Regions from separate parts of the Mus musculus genome. Here region 1 is linked to region 2. Evidence: chromatin contacts called from ENCODE Hi-C data. All regions are on one chromosome and are shown on one strand. Each heading gives the region's core, a stretch centred on a gene start or an enhancer-like site at or near the end of the contact. The rest is flanking DNA. Distances are from core to core; before and after follow the strand shown. Region 1 holds the start of Alk (anaplastic lymphoma kinase). Region 2 holds the start of Spdya (speedy/RINGO cell cycle regulator family, member A).

Region 1 (4,543 bases), core at 1,017-3,516, 1.1 Mb before region 2:
GAGACACCCCCCCCCCCCCACACACACACACACATGCTCCCTCCATGAGATACAAAAGCAAGTTAAGGGCTCCTTGGCAGGGCGTTCAGAACCTTGATGGCTAATCCAGGTTGAGTTTCTAGTCTCTGCTGCCCCCTAGTGGCCACTGGTTTCAGAGGCCTATTCACAGTCCTTGACAGATTAAGAGTCAATTCGCCTTTGAACAAGAGTTATACAGACAGGAAAGACATGGAACAGGGGTGTGAAGGGGCTAGTGTTTTGATCCTTTTCACGTTTTAGATAGAAAGATTTTTTTCCTGAGGGTTTTCACAGCAGAAAATTTGATGAGAACCCAAACATACTATGAAAATAATTAACTCCATGGTCTTCTTCCTTCCCCAAGATAGGAGCATTTTTTTTTAATTCTCTTTTTTTCAAATCTCATCCCTTAAACAATTAAGTTGGCTACATATGAGTATTTCACATATACGGCTGAAAGCCAGACGTTCACTGAGAAGTAGTGTTGTTTGTTTGTTTGATTGGTTGGTTTTGTCTTTAGGGTTTCACTGCTCATCATGACAGCACAGTTATGGGAAAGACCCTGGCCTTAAAGGAGCAGGGTCTCCACTTGGCTGTTCTCGCATGTGGGGCAGTGAGCAAGATACTGCATCTCTTAGAGCTGGGTGAGGGAGGGTCCACTGGACAATGTACTGGGACACTGGGAGAGCTAGCATGAGTGAGACAGTCAGCCTTGGAGAGAAGGGACTGAGAAATTTGTGTGAACTAAAACTTACCCTTATCTGGGCTTCTGGTGACACACAGCCATTATCTGAAAGAAAAGGAGACTGGAGGGAGAACCTGGCATTTTAAGTAAGTGAATAAATAGAAGGCCTTGAGTGTGTGTGCCACCGCCCCACACAACCTTCTTCCACAGAGTCATATCCATAGCCTCTGGCCTGCTACTCATGGACCGCTAGGGCAAAGTAGCAGTCAAGAGGACTGGAGGGTGGGCTTGGAAGTCTCACATGAGCAAATGATCCAGAACTGGAATTAAAAATATCCGTCTCATGTGTGGTGGTTTATGCTTGTAATCCCAAATCCCAGCACTTGAAAAGCCGGAACAGGATTTCCAAGAGTTCCTAGTCAGTCTAGGCAGTGTAGTGAGTTCAAGCCCAGCCTGGGCTACAAAAACGAGGTCGTATTTCAAAAAAGGCCAAAATAAAAAAAGTGAATAAACAAATAGTGTCGTGGTGGGGTGGTTGCTCAGCGGCAGAGCGTTCGCTTGTCTTATAGAAGGCTCTGAGTTTCATCCCCAGTTTCTGTCTGGAAACCTGTGCAGACACCATTATGAGAAAACCAAGTGGCTGACAGGTCTGACAGCATTTGTTGCGGCTAAAGCCGAAGAAGAACAACTCAGGCTCTCAGGAATGCTTTCAAATAACAGGAGTGTTGGAGAAGGTTCCCTTTCAAGGCTCCAAGGCTCTTGAATCTTGCAGGGCCTCGCTACCCCTGCCTCCTTCTGGTTTTTCTTTGCCTCCAGATTTATTCCGGAACCTGCTCCTCTGAAGTCGGACACATTTAATCTGTTAAATGTATAATTAGACAGAGTGTTTGGTTGCAACGATCGCTTCCAGTTTTCCCATTTATCCAAAATACTCTCTTGTTCGCACAGCGGAGAAATAGGGCAGGCAATCTGGAGGAAGGAACAGGCACCAGCAGCGGGAGGCGGGGCGGGCTTGGTGCTTTTCTCAATGAATACTGAGGCCTCTGCAGATTTGCATAGGAGCAGATCTCGCAGCGGCATTGGCCGGCGGGCTTGGAAGGGGGCGGGGCCGGCTGCGTGGGCTGGGCGGCTGCGCTGAGTTCGCTCTAGAGCCCCGCCCCTCGCGGAGGCCCCGCCCCCCTTCGGCGCGCGCTCGCGGCACTGCCAGCTGCAAGTGGCGGGCGCCCAGGCAGATGCGATCCAGCGGCTCTGGGGGCGGCAGCAGCGGTGGCAACTGGCACCTCCCGCTGCTTCTGTCCAGCGGTTCTCGGGGGGGCAGTAAGACGTTTTCCGTTCGCCCCCTGGCCAGTCAACAAAACCGCGGGCGCTGCTGGTAGGTGAGGAGGGGGCTGGCTACATTGCGGGCTCCTCTGCCCGGAATGTTTTCACTAGTCGCCAGCGGCCAGGGCCGCCCGGGTGCTTGGGAGTGAACTCCGAGGAACCAAGACGTCGGTGACGGCAAGGACGCTGCAAACTTGCGCGCGTGGAGGCAGCGGGAGCCTCCTCTCCGCAACGCAGAGCTCGTGTTCACGCCCAGAAGTTCAGCGGGCAGGGTGATCGATCCGAAGACTTCCTGCAGCGGAGGTCACTTGAGGGGGCGCTAGAAAGCAGCCCCCTCCGGTGGTCCTTGCCTAGACCTGGGAAGGAGCGCAGAGGAGGTGACAGGAGCGGAGGACGTGGGCAAGACAGTGACCGACTCGGAGCCACGGTTCACAGCCTGGAAAGTTGCAGAAGATTGGAAGCTAAGAGGAGAGCTCTGGTCGCCGAGGGCTCCTTGAACGGTACCTAATTGCCACCTCCCTGGTCCCTGAGCAAAGGCCTCTACAAATGGGGCGCAGCACGGCGAGAGGCGCAGGATCCAGCTGTTGAGCCCAGGGTGTCTCACTGTCTCCGAACTACCCCCTGACTTTGTCTTCCGTTTTGCTGAGAACCCTTCTCGCCTCCTTGTAGCTTGGGAAAAGCAAGGGCGCTCTATAGTGTACACACAGTCCCTGAGATCTAGTGGAAGGAGCCATTCAGGACCAAGGACTATTTGGAGCCCTTTCCTGTTTGGGGGAGAGTGAAGGGCGAGGCTGGACCAGCAAGGGAAGGGAGACTAGTGTAAACTCGCCCTCCAGCGGGATGGGAGCTGCTGGGTTCCTGTGGCTGCTGCCTCCACTGCTTTTGGCAGCAGCCTCGTACTCCGGAGCTGCAACCGATCAGCGCGCGGGTTCCCCAGCCTCAGGGCCTCCTCTGCAGCCCCGGGAGCCGCTCAGTTATTCGCGCCTGCAGAGGAAGAGTCTGGCAGTGGACTTCGTTGTACCCTCGCTCTTCCGCGTCTATGCCCGAGACCTGCTGCTACCGCAGCCACGGTCCCCCTCGGAGCCCGAGGCTGGCGGGCTGGAGGCGCGGGGATCACTGGCCCTGGATTGTGAGCCTCTGCTCAGGCTGCTGGGGCCACTGCCTGGAATCTCCTGGGCAGATGGAGCCAGTTCTCCTAGTCCCGAGGCGGGTCCGACGCTGTCCAGGGTGCTGAAGGGAGGCTCGGTGCGCAAGCTCAGGCGTGCCAAACAGCTGGTGCTGGAGCTGGGCGAGGAGACGATTCTTGAAGGCTGTATTGGTCCCCCAGAGGAGGTAGCGGCTGTGGGGATACTCCAGTTCAACCTCAGCGAGCTGTTCAGCTGGTGGATTCTCCACGGCGAAGGGAGGCTGAGGATCCGCCTGATGCCTGAGAAGAAGGCATCGGAAGTGGGCAGGGAGGGAAGGCTATCCAGTGCGATCCGAGCCTCCCAGCCCCGCCTTCTCTTCCAGATCTTCGGGACGGGTGAGCAGCTCCCACTAGAGTGTGTTGGGATTTGCATTTTTAGTTATACGACATGTAGACACTGCTAACTAACTCTTATTCTTCTAGCCCCCTTTTCATCGTACTTGAACTTAGACCCGTGGTTTCTTTTTATGTGCTTAAACATAGTAACTTCCCAATAGAACCTTCTCTCTCTCTCTCTAGCAACCAAGTTGGGAGAAAAGTTTTCCAGTGTTGGCAGAATGCCTTCCACTGACTTACACACGATCCCACTGGATCATAATTGGATGCCCTCCTTCCTGAGCTCTGAGAATGGCTGAAACGTCCCTATAACGCCCGAGTTCCAAGTTACGGGACCTCACACTATTGCTCTTTTTTTCTTGACTCTTGTTTCTCTTCTAGACGACCACCTATTTGGAGAATGTGGTCGAATTTCCCAGAGAATAGAGAATTCCCCTTAATACTGAGTCTCAGCCAACTGCCTGTCCCTGTCCCTCCTCTCCAGTGCTGGCTAACCCAGAGGTTCTCTTTTCCTTAATTATTCATTCTGCCACATTGGACTCCCACCTCCAGACTGTTTACACACTCAGACTCTCGATGTTCTCAGATGTCCCAGGAAAGTCCCAGAGGAACTAAGGAACAGGGGCAGGAGAGTTGTAGGGAATGGGATGAAAACTGTTGAGGTTACTTTGCTTCGGGGGGAGAAGCAAGACAGTTGCCTTTCCTGCCTCCCCCTTTGTTTGCCCTGGGAGTCTTAGCTTGCATGTGTGTAGCAGCTGCTCTGGATGAGAGCTCTGGCAGGCTCTCATTGCTGGAGGCTCCTGGAGTGAGGTTTCTGTTTCATTTACTTCCCCCATTTCTTCCAAAATTCACCGCATTAGGGGCTGTATGTGCAAGCATTTACTTCTAACTCTGCAGTAGTGTCTTTTGAATGGCAAGCCAGGTGGTTTTGAATGAGTGTGTCTCTCAGAAGACCGTGAGGGGAAGGACTTGTGAATGAATTAAATATGCAATGTAAA
Region 2 (5,028 bases), core at 1,612-4,111:
TAATTTTTGTATATCTAATACAATAGAGCTAACATATAATTTTAACATCTAATCAATATAAAATTAATGAAATCATTTTGAAATCATTAATGAAATCCTAAATCATTTAAGTCTGGTAGATTTTTAATGCCTTATACATGTCTCAGTTTTGATGCTGATTAGTAAATAGTTTGAAATACAGTCATATAAAAATGAAGTAGTGCTGGGCAGTGATGGCACATGCCTTTGATCCCATAACTTGGGAAGCAGAGGCAGGCGGTCCTCTGTAAATTCAAGGCCAGCCTGGTCTACAAACTGAGTTCCAGGACAGCCAGGGCTACTATACAGAAAAACCCTGTCTTGAAAAAAAAACCAACAATAACAAAAAAAAATTATATAGGATAGTATTTTACACTCCTTTCATTTTATATTTAAATTAAGTAAAAATCAAACTTTTCTGTTGTACCGGGACAAATTCAAGTGTTTAATGGTCACATATGGCTAGTGGTTACTGTATTAACCAGTGTAGGGTTAGATTATAAAGAATTAGGCAGAGAGCCTAGAAAGATGGCTCAATAGTTAAGAACACTCACCATTCTTCCACAGAACCCAGGTTTGAATCTCAACACTCACATAGTGATTCATAAGCATCCAACTCCAGTTCCAGGGGATTCAATGCCCTTTCCTGGCCTTAGAAGGCAGCAGGAATGCAAGAGGTAGGGGTGTGTGTGTGTGTGTGGTGTAGAAAGGAAGAAAGAAGGGATGGAGAGGGAGAGGAGGAGAGAAGGAAGGAGGGAGGAGAGAGAGGGGGAGGGGGAGAGGGGAGAGAAGAGGAGAGGGGAGAGGAGGAGGGGAGAGAGAGAGGGAGAGGGGAGAGGAGGAGGAGGGAGAGGAGGGGGAGAGGAGAGGAGGGGAGAGGAGAGGGAGAGGGAGAGGGAGGAAAGTATCTTTAGTCTGAGACCAGGCTAGTCACAGCATCTGTAGCCACAGCTGTATCTTCAGTCTGAAACCAGCGTGGACAACATATATCTCAAAGACCAGCATGGACAACTCAAAGCGAAACAAACAGAACTAACCAACAACCAAAATAGATGGAAATTATAATTAGTTCTACAATTATTTGTCTTTTGATTCCTTCATCTGCCTTTCTTCTGGGGGGGGGGGGACGACCCAACAACAAAAAACCAAACAGTCATTAAGTTTCTCAAAAAGGACCAGGGCAGGGCTAGATTCAGAGGTAAGACAGATATATCAGAATGCAGAACACTGTGCTACATTGTCCAGGAGCTAAGTTTTACTCAATGGTAAGTGACTTTTAAACAATGTTTTTATATTGAAACAAAATAAGAAAATGCAAACTTCATGTATCAGATTATTTCATCTAAGACTTGAGAAAACAGGGAAAGGAAATGGCTGAAATTCCCAAATAGAGATTCACTAAAGTTCATAAAGACTGAATCAAAGTTTGTGCAGTTAAGAGCTTACGAAGAAAAACTGCAGCCTGTGTCAAATTCTACTTTGCTGTATTTTTTTTAAATTTAGCTCTTTGTTTAGATGCATCAATGAGTAAGAGTTCTAATGCAAGAGGGAAGAAATAAAGAACAAGTGAAAAAACGATGAGGCATTTCTCAAGAGAAAGAGTGAACGGGGAAATAAGAGAAGCTCGCTGATTGTCTCCAAACAAGACACATTCTGTCCTAAAGGGAAGCTGCTTAAGACGAAGTAACGAAACAAGACTCAGAAAAATAAACAACTCCCAAGAGTCGACAGGCCCCTGTCCAAGGTTCTAAAGCAGTAAGGACGGCAGCTTTCCCAGGGCTTCCCCTGAGCTGGGTGGACTTTTCAGGGACGCAGCTTGAGCCACACAGGCTCTATCTGTCAGTAAGCCCTCTCCCACAGATACCCTTGTAAACCCGGGCTTCACCAAAGCGGACTTGGGTGGAATCCCTACTTTGCTCTGTCACGAATGCCCTGTCTAGGGTGAGCAGATATTGATCGATTTGGACCTCTGAAGGAAAAGTCTCACAACATAAAAGTTAAAGATCCTTCAACTCAGTGGCATGCATTCGACCCAACATTGGGAAAAAAAAAATCACAGCAAAATTCATAAAGACGATGTCCGGGTGTGTGAGGTCTGGGGTTCTGTTTGTCTGGTACATACAGCTGAATTCTGTAAGCATCTGAAGAAACTCTGGCGACAGGATCATATGTATGTGTATGGCTAGTGGTTACTATATATATTACATATGTGTGTGTGTGTATACACACGTATACATACACACACACACACACACACACACACACACATATATATATATTAGAAATAGTTTCTCCGTGTGAGCATCTGACAGTCAATCGCTGACGACAGGGGGCAGGTAGGCAGGAAAACTTTCGTACTTTTGGAGAAAGTGGCTAAAGGTGTCGCGATGAGACGCGACAGCTCAGAACTCCAGCCCGGGAGGACTCGGGCCGGGGGCGTGGGACACGGGACACAGCGGCAGGACTCATCCCTCAGCCCCGTGAAGAGGCCGAGCCTCGCTCCCCACCGCGCACCAACCCCGCGCCACCCGCCGGAGCCGCACTGCCCGGTCTCCCTCCTCTCGCCCCGCACCGCCAGTTCCCGTCCCCGCCTCCGGGATGCCCGGCCCTTGGGGCCGGCGGGGCTGCTCGAGGCCGCGGGGATGTGGGGCTGAGGCGTCCCCGCCTCCTCACGCAGGACTGTGGGAGCGAGAGGGAGGGCACAGGCGACACCCAGAACCCCGCCATCAGGCCCCGGCGGGCGGGCGGGCAGGTGAAGGTACCTGCGCAGGCCGGCGAAGAGCGAGCGGCCCCACAGCCTCCGCCTCAGCGATCTACCTCAGGCGGTTGCGTGCTGGGTCGCTAGCCGCAGGCCGCAAAACCCGCCTAAGAACCTCAAGCGGAGGGCCGGGAGCGCGCGGCCGCGGGAGCCAATCAGAGCACGGGAACCGCCGAGGGCGGGGCCTGCGCTATCGCCCCGCCCCGCCCCTCGCTGACCGGGTCGCCTCCGCCTTCTGCCGTTATTCCGCTCCAGCTCTCTGTATCTTGATGCGGTCGCGCTTTCCCTCGAACGCTGGCTGTGCGGAGCGGTTGAGGAGCCCCGGACAGGACGAGGGGACTGGGCTGCCCTGAAGGACCAGGGCTGCTTGCCGTTCCCCCTCCCTGCCTCTCTGCTCGCGCCTTGGACCTGGGTGCTTCTTCCCTTGTGCACAAGTGTGTAAGAGGAGAAAGAGCCCACGCATGCTAGCTCAAAAGGTGTGAAATAAAGTGGCCTTTAGTGAGCAAAGGGCAACGTTCTTCCATTCACAGCCCTAAATGCTCCTTTTGTCATGCCCGTGCCTTCCTGAGACTCCTGGGATATAGCTGGTGCATAATCAACGCTTGCCAGTCCCACCCCTCCAATTCAGAATCTGCTTTATATATATAGTATGAGAGCACCATACAGTTCTGACTTGTTATCAAACTCAAGTAGACTAGTAACTGAACTGGTAATTAAGACTCTCTGTGGAATTTTGGGTTGGTCCATACATCCAGAGATTAACAGACAACATGAGTTGGGTTGTGGAATCTTCCCCCTTTTAGCTACCTGTACTCAGTGTTTTGTAGAACTTCCTTAAAATGTGACTGAGTAGATAAAACCAAGGTCATGGTAATGTTAATGGCTTAGACAAAAGTGTTACCAGCCCATTAGATCTTCAACCTCTCTCAGGCTATCAATTCACCTATAAAATCTCTAACAAGAAACACTGAGTCAGGAACTTAAGGAAACTGATGCTACGTGATGCTGAAGTACACTGAAAAGGTATGTTTCCATAATAATGTAAAAAATATTCTAAACATACATACAATGAGCCCTTTGAGTAGGAGCTAATTCGACTGTTGTTAAGATCTCAGGTTCAGGGATAGAGAGACAGCTCTATGGTTAAAAGTACTTGCTGCTCAAATTCCTAGCACACATGTGGCAGCTCACAACCACCTGTAACTACAGTTCTAGGGTATCCAACATCATCTTCTGGCCTTTGCTGACATAAGGCACACATGTAGCACACATGCATACATGCAAACAAGACACTCATAAGCATTCAATTTTTAAAAATGAAAATGAGTAAACATCTCAGGTCCATTAGCAAATGGCACAACAGAAAGTACCTTAAGTAAGGAACCCAAATAGAATTCAGTTCTTTGTTTGTTTGTTTGTTTGTTTTTTGAGACAGGGTTACTCTGAATAGCCCTGGCTGTCCTGGAACTCACTTTGTAGACCAGGCTGGCCTCGAACTCAGAAATCTGCCTGCCTCTGCCTCCCGAGTGCTGGGATTAAAGGTGTACGCCACCACGCTGGGCTAGAATTCAGTTCTTAGTCTCCAGCCACCCCAGTTATCCCGAGGACCTGCTCCCTCATCTTAGCTGTATCTTCACAAGCATGTATTGAGGATGAAGCAAGATATTGGTAAACTGGGAACTGTGCACACAGTGCTTTAGCACTTCCAAGGATGTGACAACTTGTAGAGAGAATCTCTTATGTACTGTGTGGAAGCATCACCTGTTAGCTGAGGCAGGAAATAGAAGGTAGGACATCTGGCAGAGAAAGAAAGGATTCTGGGAAAGATCCAAGAGCAGTTAAGGTCGGCCACCTGGACTAAGAGGAGACGGACATATGAAACTGAGGAGAGGTAACCAACCATGTGGCAGACACAAACTAGAACAAACAGATTATATAAGTTATAAGTTAGTTGGAAAATGAGCCAAAACTTATGGCCTAGGCATTTATTCATAAATAATTAAGTCTCGGAGTCACTTCAGAACCAGTGCCAGTGGGAAACCCCGAGCCTGCAACAAGTTGGTGGTGCATGATAGGAAAAGTGAGAGGACGTAGAAACTCCTTCAAAGAATGTGAGGCCCAGGGCTGAGGGTGGCTTAGCAGTTTAGAGCACAGGTTGCTCTTCTAAAGGACATGGTGGCTTACAACCATCCCTCCAGAGGGTCCAATGATTCTTTTGGCCTCTGCAGGCATCAGGCACATAACAGTGCACA

The links. A loop is a pair of places that touch in the nucleus more often than their neighbours do.
Region 1: a map of left cerebral cortex shows a loop between it and region 2 (3-fold over the local background). The contact joins the promoter of Alk here to the promoter of Spdya in region 2. A Hi-C loop is called at or near these places in 2 of 37 maps with a recorded cell type or tissue (left cerebral cortex and v-Abl transformed pro-B cells).

The regions. Positions count from the first base shown.
Region 1 is chr17:72,602,030-72,606,572 of GRCm38, reverse strand. Alk (anaplastic lymphoma kinase) reads left to right here and starts at 2,266. Exons shown (of 29, transcript NM_007439.2): 1 at 2,266-3,545. The coding sequence starts at 2,864.
Region 2 is chr17:71,549,894-71,554,921 of GRCm38, reverse strand. It overlaps Spdya (speedy/RINGO cell cycle regulator family, member A), which reads right to left and starts at 2,861. Exons shown (of 7, transcript NM_029254.1): 1 at 2,781-2,861.